Linked DNA regions of Mus musculus: region 2 is linked to region 1. Evidence: chromatin contacts called from ENCODE Hi-C data. All regions are on one chromosome and are shown on one strand. The core of a region is the stretch at or near the end of the contact, and the rest is flanking DNA. Distances in the headings are between cores, read along the strand shown. Region 1 overlaps Sik3 (SIK family kinase 3). Region 2 holds the start of Apoa4 (apolipoprotein A-IV).

The links. Hi-C counts contacts between places; a loop is a spot of excess contacts on that map.
Region 2: a map of adrenal gland shows a loop between it and region 1 (1.9-fold over the local background). The contact joins the promoter of Apoa4 here to the enhancer-like site in region 1. A Hi-C loop is called at or near these places in 9 of 37 maps with a recorded cell type or tissue (adrenal gland, gastrocnemius, heart and 1 more).

What each region holds. Positions count from the first base shown.
Region 1 is chr9:46,193,628-46,200,258 of GRCm38, reverse strand. It overlaps Sik3 (SIK family kinase 3), which reads right to left. Exons shown (of 25, transcript NM_027498.3): 7 at 5,978-6,096; 8 at 5,329-5,439; 9 at 4,950-5,093; 10 at 4,389-4,466; 11 at 4,166-4,275; 12 at 1,959-2,112; 13 at 1,552-1,707. Among named protein-coding and RNA genes, the nearest start is that of Apoa1, 32 kb to the left of the region's middle. Within about 2 kb of position 3,363, at least 1 of the 3 ENCODE cell types and tissues checked has a DNase peak (open chromatin) inside an H3K27ac peak, as active enhancers do; it is heart, where a contact is called at or near this core.
Region 2 is chr9:46,236,588-46,242,944 of GRCm38, reverse strand. Apoa4 (apolipoprotein A-IV) reads right to left here and starts at 2,101. Exons shown (of 3, transcript NM_007468.2): 1 at 1,743-2,101; 2 at 1,351-1,477; 3 at 1-666. The coding sequence starts at 1,791.

The DNA of each region.
Region 1 (6,631 bases), core at 2,114-4,613:
ATGCTGCATTCACACTGTGAGCACTTGTGAGGTAGCTATTAAACCTATGGTAGAGGTGATCACACATGCAGATGTGTAGAGCTCAGAAGAGCATCCTGGGTGCAAGGCCAGATGGCAGCTGACGGGAAGTGGACAGGCTCATCCAGAGAAGGAAGGGGACGGGCCTTGGTGGCTAAGTCAATCCTGAGCAGAAACCTCAGAGGGGACTGACTGGCCGAAGGAAAACCTAGGATAACTACAGAAGCCAAAAAACAAAAACAAAAACAAACAAACAAAAAACAAAAACAAAGTACTACGGAGAAGGGGGGCAGGAGGGGAAGGTCAACAATGACTAATAGAGTTGAGCCATCCAAAAAGATAAAGATTAAAAATGCCTACTGGATTTATCAACAAGAGCTTGTTAGTGACCTTGGCAGCAACGAGTCCAGTGGACAGAGGAAGTCACCCCACTATCCACAATGCTGATGCTGATCCTTGCCAACCAATGCCAACCTTGCCCATGAAGAGCCTCTGCCACCCATCAGCCATGTCATTCACTTTGGCATTCAATCTGGCATGCTGGTTTTTTAAGGCTGTGTCTTGCCTTGTAGCTGTGGTTAGACTGGGACTTACAATGTAGACCAGGTTAGCTGCAAGGCTGCACTGACCCTCCTGGCCTGACTTGTAGGGGCTGGGACTACACGGCTCCATAAGCTTTTCTCCATACAGGGGAACTCGGCTTTGATATCATAACCAGCACACCACCAGATCTGGTGCAACTGTTTTCTGAACTGCAGTGCAACTGACAACGTGACTCATGGGCTCACACACCGCTCTGTGACCAAACCCAGGAGAAGTAAAGCAGAGAGAGCCAGAGTGAGCTTCTGTTAACCGAGTGTTTTAAAACGTATTGATCCACGATGGATCGGTGAACAGAAGTCACCAAGTAATGTGATTTCAAGCAATACTCCCCCAAATAGCTCAGAAGGGCTGTGGAGATACTATTCAGTCTGACAGGACCATGACAGAAACACACCAGAAATAAACAGAAACCAATCTGTGAGATTAAACCTTTGCATATCACCATTATACAAAATGGTGTGACTGAGACACCGACTGAAGTTAGAGCCACAATGTAATCACACGATCACCCGAGGCTGAGCCAGAAATGTCAGGTGGTGCTGACGACAGGAGAGCTGGTGAGGTGCTCAGCGGTAAGAGCTTGCTTTGCAAGCCTGAGGAACTACCCACATGAAGGGGGAAGGGGAGAACTGACCCCCTAAAGCTGTCCTTTAAGCCCCACGAATGCACTGAAGCACGTGTGCACCCCCTGCCAGCTTGTCTTTATAAGATGAAAATTAAAAAGCAGTTCATTCTAGAGAGCACTGCCCGTGTGAACTGCATCTGCTGGGGAAAGTCCTCCGAGGTGTCTCTGTGGAAGAGGAGGCAGGTCAGAGAAAACACAGGATGCTGTATTAGAGAGGACTGTGGGTATTTCAGCCAAGTCCAGCCCCTTTATTACAGACTTCTTATCAAAAACCTTTGAGAAAGCCAGGCTGGGCTGCTACTCACTGGTGTCATGGTGACAAGTGGGGACGGTCCCCGTGGGCGCTTGAGCAGCTGCTGGGCATGCAGTTGGATGTTGGCGCCTCCATCTGAGGCTCTCCGGCCAAGGGGCCCCATTCCGTTCAGTAGCTGTAGTGTAGGCGGCTGTAACAGAGACTGTTCCTGCCAGGAGAGTAGGCAGATACAGTGGTGAGATGGGAAAACACGGAGTAAACAGCCCACCCTCATCTACTACAGTGAGAGGATCTGCTGGGGTGAGGGGGGCTGGAGATATCGCCCATCACCACAGCAGTTTACAGAAGGGAACTCCCCTCCCTCAGGAAACTCTCCAGTACTGGAACAGAACTGTCAGAGCCTACCAAGGGAAGATCAAGTTTGTTTCTTGTGGGCAGGTCCTTTCCATGGCCTCCTACCTTGTACTCAAGCTGCCCAGTTGGCTGCAGACTCTGCATGGGCAACAGGTTGTGCGTGAAGTTCATGTTAGGGGCCACTTGTAGGAATGGACCCTGTGGGTTTACTCCAGGAAAGCCAGGCAGCAGCTTCTGCAGATCTTCCATAACTTCCGTGCTAACGGGAAACAGGAAGAGAGAAGTGTGGTTACTCAGAATGCTTAAGTCTGAGTCAATGCTACCACAACTAGTACAGTAGTCAATACTACCACAACTAGTACAGTAGTCAATACTACCACCACAACTAGAACAGTAGTCAATACTACCACCACAACTAGAACAGTAGTCAATACTACCACCACAACTAGTACAGTAGTCAATACTACCGCTACAACTAGTACAGTAAAAAAATTTTACACACACACACACACATACAGACACACAAATCTTTTTTGGAGGTGGGTAGGAGGGTCTTTTGGGTTAGGGTTTCCCTTTGTATCCTTCCTTGGCTGTCATGTTACTTGCTCTATAGACCAGACTGGCTTCCAACTCAGAGACCCACCTGCCTCTGTCTATTGAGTACTGGAATTAAAGGTGTGTGCCACTGTCTGACTTTTTCTATTTTTTTCATATGTGTATACATGTGTGTGCAGATGTAGTCTATGTGTGTACGATAGTAAATGCATGTGAGTGCCCCAACATATGTCTATGCATGAGTATGGAGGCCAGAGGTAGGAAGCCTTCCTCTCCCATGCTCTCCCGGGTCTCTCACGGTCTCGCTTGTTGTCAGGCTGTCTGTGAGCTTGGTGCATCTGCCTGTCTCCACTCTACAGAGCTGTAGTTACAACAGAGGCTGCCACAGCTGGCTCTCTATGAACACTGAGGATCTGAACTGAGGTCTCTATGCCGGCAGAAGCACCACCTTCCGGACGTTACTCCTCCTAAATTTCTATTTCTGTCTAAGACACTAAAGCAAAGTGGAGTCTGTCTCCTATGTGGAATTTCACTCTGAGTTATTGGGGAGTCTACTTCATTGATCCCTTTCGAAAGCCAATAGGAGACACACAGGCTGGCACAACTCTAGCCCAGGCTCTCAAAGCTTGGAGGGGAACAGCAAGTTTCTAGAGAGCACAGGGCATCCGCTAAGACAATGACTGCCTGAAGTAGCAACTGATTCACCAGGGAAAGAATTCGGTTACTACCGTCCATGCTGACAGGACAGATAAGAACTGGATGTTCGGGACTGTCATGCCCAGCAGACTTTAAATAAGAGATTTTTCCACTAATCACGACTCAGGACTCCACCCCTCGTTGGCAGTGACACATTCTGTGTGGAACCCAAATGTTCTCTCACTTGCTTGTTTCATCACATCGAGAACAAGCACGGAAAACAAGCAAACGAGCAGGCATGGGCGTTTCTTCTGGGGATCCACTCAGAAGACAGACATAAGAAAGCCAGCTCCGCCCTGAGCTGAACTCTCAGGACAAGGCTAGCTATATATAACCCTCTCTTTCCTGCTCAGTGAGGAAAACATTCACCAACAAGATGGGCTGTCGCTCATGCTGACAGGTCTCGACTGCAGAGTAGAAATGGAGTGAGCTGGTCCTGAATCCACTTCCCCAACACGAGGACCTCAAGGAACACTTTGGGAAATATGTTTTGGGATTCCTGTTCATTTTGAGACAAAGCAGGATACTGAATCCTGATTCTTGCTTGTGTCAGGCAAGTGCCTCTAACTGTCCACATATATAAATGATGCCACACCACCTTGTCTCCTCTTTCTAGAAGAGTTCCAATATAGAACACGAGGTAGATAGCATCTCTAAAAGCTGCTAAAGTTGGCAGATTTATTTACTTATTTTTTGAGACAGAGTTTCTCTATATGTCCTTGAACTCAATATACAGATCATGCTGGCCTTGAACTCAAGAGCTCCTCCTGCCTCTGCCTCCTAAGTGCTGGGATGAAAGGCTTGCACTACTACACTTTTCTAAAGGTGACTGAATACTACAGAATATTTCTGATGACTTAGACTAGAAGAACTCCATCTATCAACAAAGATGTTATTACACTCTCCTCACATGGCTGCTAAGAGGCACTGCATATAGGGAGAATAACTAGTCAGATTGGCCATGGCCTAGTGTGGCCTCTCAGAAAACGTGCCACAAGAGGCACTCACCCTGGCGGAACCTTTTGACTTAGGGCTGAGCAGGATGCTGACCAGGTACTTACCGTGGGTCAGCCACTCCCACCGTGTGCCTCCTCATTGACAAATAGCGAACCAAGGCTTCTGGAGAAGGCTCTTCACCCTCATCACTGTCCAAGTTCACAGCCCCGTCAGGCTAAGGTGGAGGGAAACACAGTTGATCAGAAGTAACTCAGAAGGAAGGAAAGGAATTGTAGCTATGGGAAGAGACGTGGTTTCAGTTGACAGTGATCAGATGTGGCTACTTGCCTCTATAATTTGGTTCTCTGGGTTGATCAGCTGAACTTGAGGGACGCTAAGGTTCATAGCAGTGCCTGTCTGCTCCGCCTAGAAAGCAGCACATACAGACACACAGAGACCTGAGACACTAGAAGAAATAATGACAGCTTTTCAAAGTAGTTTCTTCCCTCACCTCTTCCTCTAAGACATGCTCTTGCTATGTAACCCAGGCTAGCCTTGAACTCATTCCTCTGCCTCAGATTCCCAATGGCTAGGATTATATTCAAAGCAGTCTTGATTGCCAAAGCCTGGTTCTTCTGCTCTCAGGCAACACAGCAAGGAAGCATTCTTTAGGGAGAATGGTATCTCACAATGATTTGCTACTTCTTTAAACAAAACGAAGAAGACAACTGTTTCTGCCATGCGACTTTCTCTCAAAGAAAGACCCAGACTTTGATGGTCTTCTGACAAGGGAGGAGATACAGATAGATGGATGAATATGAATCTCTCCTGACCAAAAGCTGATGAGCAGTAGCTAGCCCTTGCCCTGGTATAACCTCTTCTCACCTAGGTCTCAGAGACATTGCCCACCTGGAGATTGACTGGTGCCTGGAAAGTCATGGCTTGGGGCATGCTGGGAAGTGCTCCGGGACGCAGAGTTTTATGTTTCTTGTGTCGATCGCACAGCAGGCTGTAGATTGCACTATAGTGGTCATAGGCATCTGACCTTAATGACTACCAATAGAGAAAGGGAGAGTGAGACTCGGAGGTGGCGCCTCACTGACACACCAGACACAACCGGCACAGCACAAAGCAGCTCCTTCCTTCCCTCTCAGGTCCAGGAAGGGCAAAGGAAGAGGGAAAGGGAGGAAAGCAGGAACACCCACGAGCTCAGGAAGGGGACACTGCAGGAAAGGCAGGCAAGAGGAAGGGCCGCTTATCTCACTGCTCTGCACTCCTTCTTAGGTACCTGAAGTGTGCGCTCCTTGTCCAGCCCCATGTCTTCCATAGCCAAGAGGACATCATCGTTGAGGGGGTCCGACTGCCTTTCCTCCTTCAGTTGCTGGCACTCCGCTATTAACTGTAATATAATACAGTTATAGAGGCAAGCCGTCAGACCCCAGTTAACTACATCAACACGGCATGGGATACACATTGACAAAGCTGTTCTATGCCCCACTGCTGCAGATTCTGTGGGTGTCATACGAAGTCTAAGCAAGACAGTTCTGGCAATCAGCTATGGGCTGACAAAACCCTCAGGGCTGCTTCCTGAGCTCCTGGGGTACGAGAGTGATCATAATGGGGTGCAGCAGTATGTGACAGAAGCTGTTGAAGGGAGCGCACTCAAGACAAGAAAGGCACTCTGGTGGCAGTGACCTGCAGAACTGGGAGTATGCTGTCTCAGAAGTCAAAAGCAAACTATGATTTCTGTGGTAATGCCCAGTATCACTGTCTCCACAGCCTTGCTGGATCCCGCGGCTCCCTGTGAATTCACCTGCCACTGGTCTTAGCCAGCAGCTGGTTCCTACTGCTCATCTCTTTAGGTCCTAGGCAGATCACAACCACTGAAGAAGAGAAGGAGTTAATCAGGAGTTCCCTGAGGCAAGGGTCCGGCTTACCCTGTCAAAGTTGGGGTCTGCATCTCCGAGCTTCATCCACTTGTGCCTGCAGATCTGTTCCATTGAGAGGCGCTTATTTGGATCTAACACCAGCATGTGGCGGATCAAGTGCTCACACTCTGCAACAGACAAACAGCTGTCCTCAGTCTAGTGGGGGGTCTGGGGGGCTGGTAGAGCTGATAGGGCTAGATGTAAGAGCAGTAGGTAGAGTCTCGGCTCCCTGTTTTAGTTCTGTTTCTCTTCTGCCTTCAACTCACACTCCAGGTTATCCTGGAGAGAGAGTTCCAAAACAGAAGCCTATATTCTGATTTCAAAGCCACCCACTTTACAAAAGCTCTCATGTGTAAACTGGGAGCTCTGATGACCATGCTGGAGCAACAGTCATAGGGAAGGCGGCAGACAGTGATGAGGCCGCGTTGCGCACGTATTCACAGCGCTTTACAACTGCTACCTCAGCCCCACCACAAACCTAAGAGCAGTTTGTGAACATCCTTCCCACTTTAGAAATGGCCCAGGTTCAGCCCAGAGGCCACAGTCAGATCCAAACCAATAGTCTGGATGTCTACCTGGGTGTGTGCGTGTGTGTCAGGACCATTTGTCTATGTGAACAAGGATGGGTGTGTGCATGTGTGTCAGGGTCATTTGTCTATGTGA
Region 2 (6,357 bases), core at 852-3,351, 44 kb before region 1:
TTGCCCTTCACCTTGCTCTGCACGTCTTCCACCAGCGGGGCCAGATTCTTCTGCAGCTGGTCGATTTTTGCGGAGACCTTGGTCTGGAGCTCCTCCGCGTTCTTCTTCATCTGGAAGGCCAGGCCCTCCATCTGATGGTTGAGTTTCTCCTGCACGCCCACCGTCAGAGGGGCCAGGCTGCGGCGCAGATCCTCCAGGTTCTGGTCGATCGTGGCCTTCAGCTCGTTGGCACGGGGGGTTAGGTGCCCCTTGAGCTCTTCCATATTCCTGTTAAACTTGTCCTTTAAGTTGGTGGCAAGGGGCATCATCGAGGTGTGCAGGTTGTCCACATTCTCCTTGATCGTGGTCTGCATGCGCTGGATGTATGGGGTCAGCTGGAGCTTCATTTCCTGGGTCTGTGTGTTGATCTGATCTTGCAGGTCCACGGCATAGGGCTTCAGGTGCTCCTGCAACTTCTGCATGTTCTCCCCGAACGTCTGGGTTACTTTGTTGGCATGGGGCATCATGCGGTCACGTAGGTCCTCCAGCTCCTTCTTGATCTCTTCCTTCACCCTCTCAGTTTCCTGGGCTAGATGCCCACTCAGCTGTACGACAAAGGGCACCAGCTTGTTGTGCACCCCATCAGCATACGTACTAGCATCCCCAAGTTTGTCCTGGAAGAGGGTACTTCAGGGAAAGGATGGAGACAAGGAAGCACCATTAGATACGCTTGTAGAACACTCAGCTCTATACACCTGCTTAGGTCAGGAGTGTGTCCATGGGAACAGAGACCTCCGTCTTGTCCCTTTGACCCTCCCCTGGGGTAGGTCATGCTTTCAGGAAATCTCCTAGGATTAGTTTGACTTTGGAGTTTTATCTGCAAGGCTTCTGCTGAGCCTCTGCATCCTTATCTGCCCACCATGTGACTTGAGAAGTTTGCTTTCCTTACCTGTGGATAAAGAATGGGGCTGGACTTTGGCATCACTCCCCTCCCAGGGTCACATTGTGCAACACATGTCTTCCAGTGGCACAGGGTCTGATGTCCTTGCATGTGCTCAGTGGGTCCCCCAAAATACCAGCCCTCCTTCCCCTGTTTGCCCAGAACCTCATGTCCTTACAGGACACGTCTCTTTCCTCTTCCTGCTAAGAGTTTGTGATGGGATTTGGCTATTTACCAAACTCTAGCACATGCAGATAGGAAGGAACTATAGGGATGGATCCCTGGGTCCAGCTTTCCTGTTTACAGGGACAATCTAGGTCCAGGGAGGCAAGACTCCTTTAGTGAGAACAGAAGAACTCCAGGAGCCAGTGTCCCACCTCTGAGGTCAGCTATGGGCTTCAAGCCTCGCCTTGTAGACTGATCGCACTTACCTGAGCTGCTGAGTGACATCCGTCTTCTGAAACTGTTCTACAGCCTCCTTGGCATTGTTGCTTAGCTGGGTAAAGTAATCCCACACCACATTGGCCACCTGGTCCGAAGTGACCTCAGCCCGGGTGCCTGGGCAGAGAGAGAGCAGAAGGCAACTTTATGAGGATCATCTCTCTCCTGGCCCCTCTGCCTCAGCTCTGAGCTGGATAATGTTGGAGTTTGGATAACCCAAACCATTGCCCCATCCCTGGGATAACCCAGGGAGCACAAGTGCCAGGGAGAACAAAGGCCTGTTCTCCTATGAGCTGCTGGGCAAATACAAGGCCACCCCGAGCTGTCCGCCAGTTCTAGAGCTGGCTTTTCTTGCTGCCTCCCAGGTGCAGTGTCTACTCACCGGTGATGGCCACCAGGGCCAGGGTCAGCACCGCAGCCTTCAGGAACATCCTGGGCTCCTCACTGGGCTGGGACAGTTTCGGCTACACTGGATGTTTCCCGGAGTCAGAAGAAACGGTGTACCTGTGTCCCTGTGCAGATTGACTGCAGGCAAGGCCAGCCACTCATTTAAAGCCCCTCCAGCCCTCTCTCCCCGCCTCCTCCCCAGTGTGACTCCACGTTGGAAGGTGACACACTCCCAGGAGGCCTCTTGGACTTTAGTGGCCCTAAGACAACGTGGAAGCTGACAGCACACAGGCAGCAGAGGGAAGCAGTCTTCTTGAGTTGGCTCCACCCTGTCCAAGAGGCTGGGAAGGATAGCCAGAAACTTCAGGAGGAATGAGCCTGGGAGTCTAGGGGAGTCCCTGAACAGAACTGAGGCCCCAGAGGCCCGGTTGGCAGCCCTGGGTCTGTGCCAGTCTGAGAGAACAAGGTCCAGGTCTCCTCTTTCCACCCCAGTGAGACAGCCACCAGTCTGACAGCTGCCACCAACCTGAACTTTGTCTCAGAACATCAGCTACAGAGATGGTACCAGGCCCAGAGATGGCATAGGGCTGCAGCAGACAGTGAGCCTCAGTTGAGGTGTCTGTGATACCCTTGGTCAGGAGAGGATCAGAACCCAGGATCAAAGGAGTTAATCATAGTGGGCTTTGTATCTCATGACTGTCAAGCTGGCTCACCTCCGTCCAGTTATCATGAAGCTTCAAGTTTCTCTTTTGAACAATGTGTAGTTTGTTACATTAAATTAGGTGGTACTTGTGAGATGGCTGCAGGGAGCTTAGCCCAGAGTAAGGGCTGAAATTAATGACAATGATTTTCTGTGTGCATCAGCACAGGAAGGAAGGAGAGAACCTGATCCTCTCCTGACAGTGGCAGAGGGAGAGCCACCCTTTCCCTCAGAGGGTCACCAAGTGGGCTAGAGGCAACAGTGAGAGAGCAGGGCTGGCTAAGGCTTGATTGCTGCCCCACTGTTCTCAGCCATATGCAAGAGCCATGCAGAGTGACTCCTCTCTCTCTCTCCCTCTCTCTCTCCCTCTCTCCCTCTCTCTCTCTTCCCACCCCCCCCCCCCCCACAGAAGGTGACAGACACTGCTGTGGAAAGTGAGTTTTTTGAGGTCTCCTACTGAGACTCCACATGTGTCCACACATACAATTGCAGCAGATATCCACAGGCAAGATGCCAGGCTGTGGTCAGTGTGGAGCCTCAGTGGACCACACCAGGGACTAGATGAGGGCATCCATCATACTGTCCCATTGACTGCCATCCACAAGACAGCATTTGTGAAATGACAGCCATTAGAATAGACCACGATTGTGCCCAGTCTGATTTGCTGTGTTGCCATCCATTTTTTAAAATGTGTCCAGATTAGCTTGTCTCATGGGACTGAAGACAGCTGGATACCTGTGCTCCTCTGCTGGGCCCCACTGCACTGCATGGCTCCCCACAGGGCTCGAGCTTCCCCGAGCTCATTCCTTCCTAGCACAGCCATGCTTAGTGAGTTTAAGAAAATTAATTTATGCCAGGTGTGATGGCACATGCCTTTAATCCCAGCACACACGAGGTGGAGATTGGTGGATCTTTGTGAGTTCAAGGACAGCATAGTCTACAAAGTGAGTTCCAGGAAGCTAGGGCTACATAGAGAAACCCTGTCTCAAAACAAAACAAAACAAAACAAAACAAAACAAAACAAAACAAAACAAACAAAAATAATGATGATAGTGATAATGTTATTTATTTACTAATATTTGGTAGGGGTGAGTATGTATACATCACAATACATGTATAGAGGTCAGATGAGAACTGGAGAGGTTTGTTCTCTCATCCTACCATTTGGGTTCTAGGGTTTTAACTGATGTCATCAGGCTGGGTGACTTTGTTCACTGAGTCATCTTGGTGGTCTTTCAATGTTTTCTGAGTTCAGGCTCTGGAGTCGACTCCCTGTGTTTGCACGTGGATCCCACACAGTCTGTGCTGTGTGGTCTTGGATGAGTCTTCGTTGTGAAGATTCTGTGAGATAGTCTGGCTCCCCTTAGGTTCCTCGTTGAATATTAGCTATGTACGGTTTCTCTCTGTGTACCATTGACCCATTGGTCCTCATCTTGCTTTACCTAATCATGCCTGGTCCAGCCTGTGCTGTGCCCAAAGGTCAGAACTGATGGGGGATGAGTCACGTAGGACATCTCAGCTACAGTTCCACCTCCTGAACCTGCAGACTGAGTCTCTCAAGTGCCAGCAGCGTGGGACAGGTCCAGAGGTGCTTGCCCACTCATACCCTCTCTGAGAAGACCTGTGTTACCTAAGTTTGTTCAAGGGTGGTTTCCAGTGACGGGCTGTCAGATATGCATAGATATCTGAGTTGTCCAGGGGTTCAGAAGTTGGCTCTGAGCTAAGAGACTGGGTCATCGTACACACATGTGTGGCTAGCACTCACGTATGCACCAGCCCCTACAGGGAGGTTGTATTGCCTCCTGGCGCGTCATAAATCATCATATTGACTTCTCCAAGACTGGGGCATACTTCATATGCATCTGCTGGTGATTTGCATAGAGGGTGAGGCAAAATGAGAACCCTATGTGTCAGCTTCTGGGGAAAAAGAGCAGACCACCTTATGCCAGCCTCGGGCACAGAGGGTCAAGTGGTCTTGGCAACTCACGTCTCTGTCTGACCCTCAGTCTCTGCCTGTGCTCACACGGAGCTCATGGCTAGTAAGGCTGATTGGTAGCTGTGCACCATCCATCTGCCTATAGGATCCAAGTAGAGCCCTGGGGCTCTCATCCACCCAACCTGCTGTTAGCCAAACAGAGGAGGGCTGGCAAGCCACTCCTGAGGGCTGTTCTCAGCCCAAATGTTCAAGACATCTTCCACAGTGTGGTGATTAGTTTTAACTGTCAATTTGACAGAATCTGGAATCACCTGAGGGGGTGGGGGGGGGTTGTTGGATGAAGGATCCCAGACCACACAAAATGAAGAAAGCGAGCCGAGCTGAGGACTGGCTTTGCATGGCTCTTTGCTTTTAGTTGTAAACGTGATGTGACTGGCTACTTCGTGTTCCTGCCACCATGGCTCCCCATGTGTGAGCCAGGATAACTCCTCACTTTGTTTTCGTCGGGATATTGTATCATAGCAACAGGAAAAGAAATTAAGAAACTCCCCCCCCCCCCCACTGCTACCTTCCTCCATGGGACTGGGTCTGTAAGTCAAGAACACTGTCCTTTCCCCAGAGGACCCTAGGCCAGAAAGCCACCAAGAGGCCACCATAAGGCTCCTATGGCTGAGAGGGTACAAGGGTTTTTGGAAGGGACTAAGTCCCAGAGCCCAGGTTCCAAGGTATCACCTGCCTGCCAACCACTCTGTGGGATTCATACACCTAAGTTTTCTGTGCAGCTAAGTATCGCATGGCTGGGACTCTCTATTGGCATCTTTTGACTTTTCTTGATTCAGTGACCATGTTCTACATACAGGGGAGGTGACAGGCTTCCCAGACCCTCCCTACCAATGGACAATGACCCAGTCAGCCTGTTAAATCATTCTCAGGGCCAAAGACTTGATATCACACCCCAGATTGGGATCTGATCCCTGCTGTGCCCTTTGCCTAGGAACAAGAAACAGGCTGAGAAGAAAAAAGAACATGGCATCTCCCTCCACCACGACACACAGTGCCCCGCCCTGGTACCACCTTTGTTCCCTCTCAGCTTCGCCAGGGACTTTTCTCAGAGGAAGCTTGGGTATAAATGGGTGCTGAGGACCAGCTCAGGTGCTGAGACCCAGCTTCTCCACTGCTGGGTGGCATGTGTTGAGCAGTCTCTACCCCACTGGGCCTTTGGTTTTTAGCCATAAACGGAGTTAGTAATGTCTAAGCTACATAATTCGGACAACTTACATTTTAACAGGAAACAAACTGTTTTGAGTTGTTCTGAGACAGTCACATTATTTAGTCCAGGCTGACCTCTAACACTATTTTCCTGAGTGCTGGTCTTTTAAGCAAACACTATCACAGCTACCCCAGACAACAGTCTTATATCAAAAGAATGTATTTCTGATAGATGAGCTTCGTGTCTCAGCCAAAGACAGAGATTAAGAGTTCTGAGGGGAAAGCCAGGCTCCTCTCAGGCTGAGATTTCATTCAGAGAGGTTGCTGCCTGCAGCAAGCCCTGTTTCTGCATGGAAACTGCCTGCTGTCTCTGGCTGGGCTGTCAGTGTTTGGGAGGTAGGGAAACTGAGTCCTTCCCTGGGCCAGCTGCTGTGTGTTTCTCCACACGCTGGGAAGTCAGTGTCCCATCCCGTTAACTTCTGACCACAGACCCTACATGTCAGCCTCAAAGGCGTCAGTTGCTTAGGCGTTTGTGCAGGTCAATAGGCATGTGTGATGTGCACAACTGTGGGGGCCACAGGTCAGTTTCAGGTATCATTTTTCTACTTTCTACTTTTTTTTTCTTTTTCGGTTTTTTGAGACAGGGTTTCTCTGTGTAGCCCTGGCTATCCTGGAACTCACTCTGTAGCCCAAGCTGGCCTCGAACTCAGAAATCCACCTGCCTCTGCCTCCCAAGTGCTGGGATTAAAGGCATGCGCCACCACT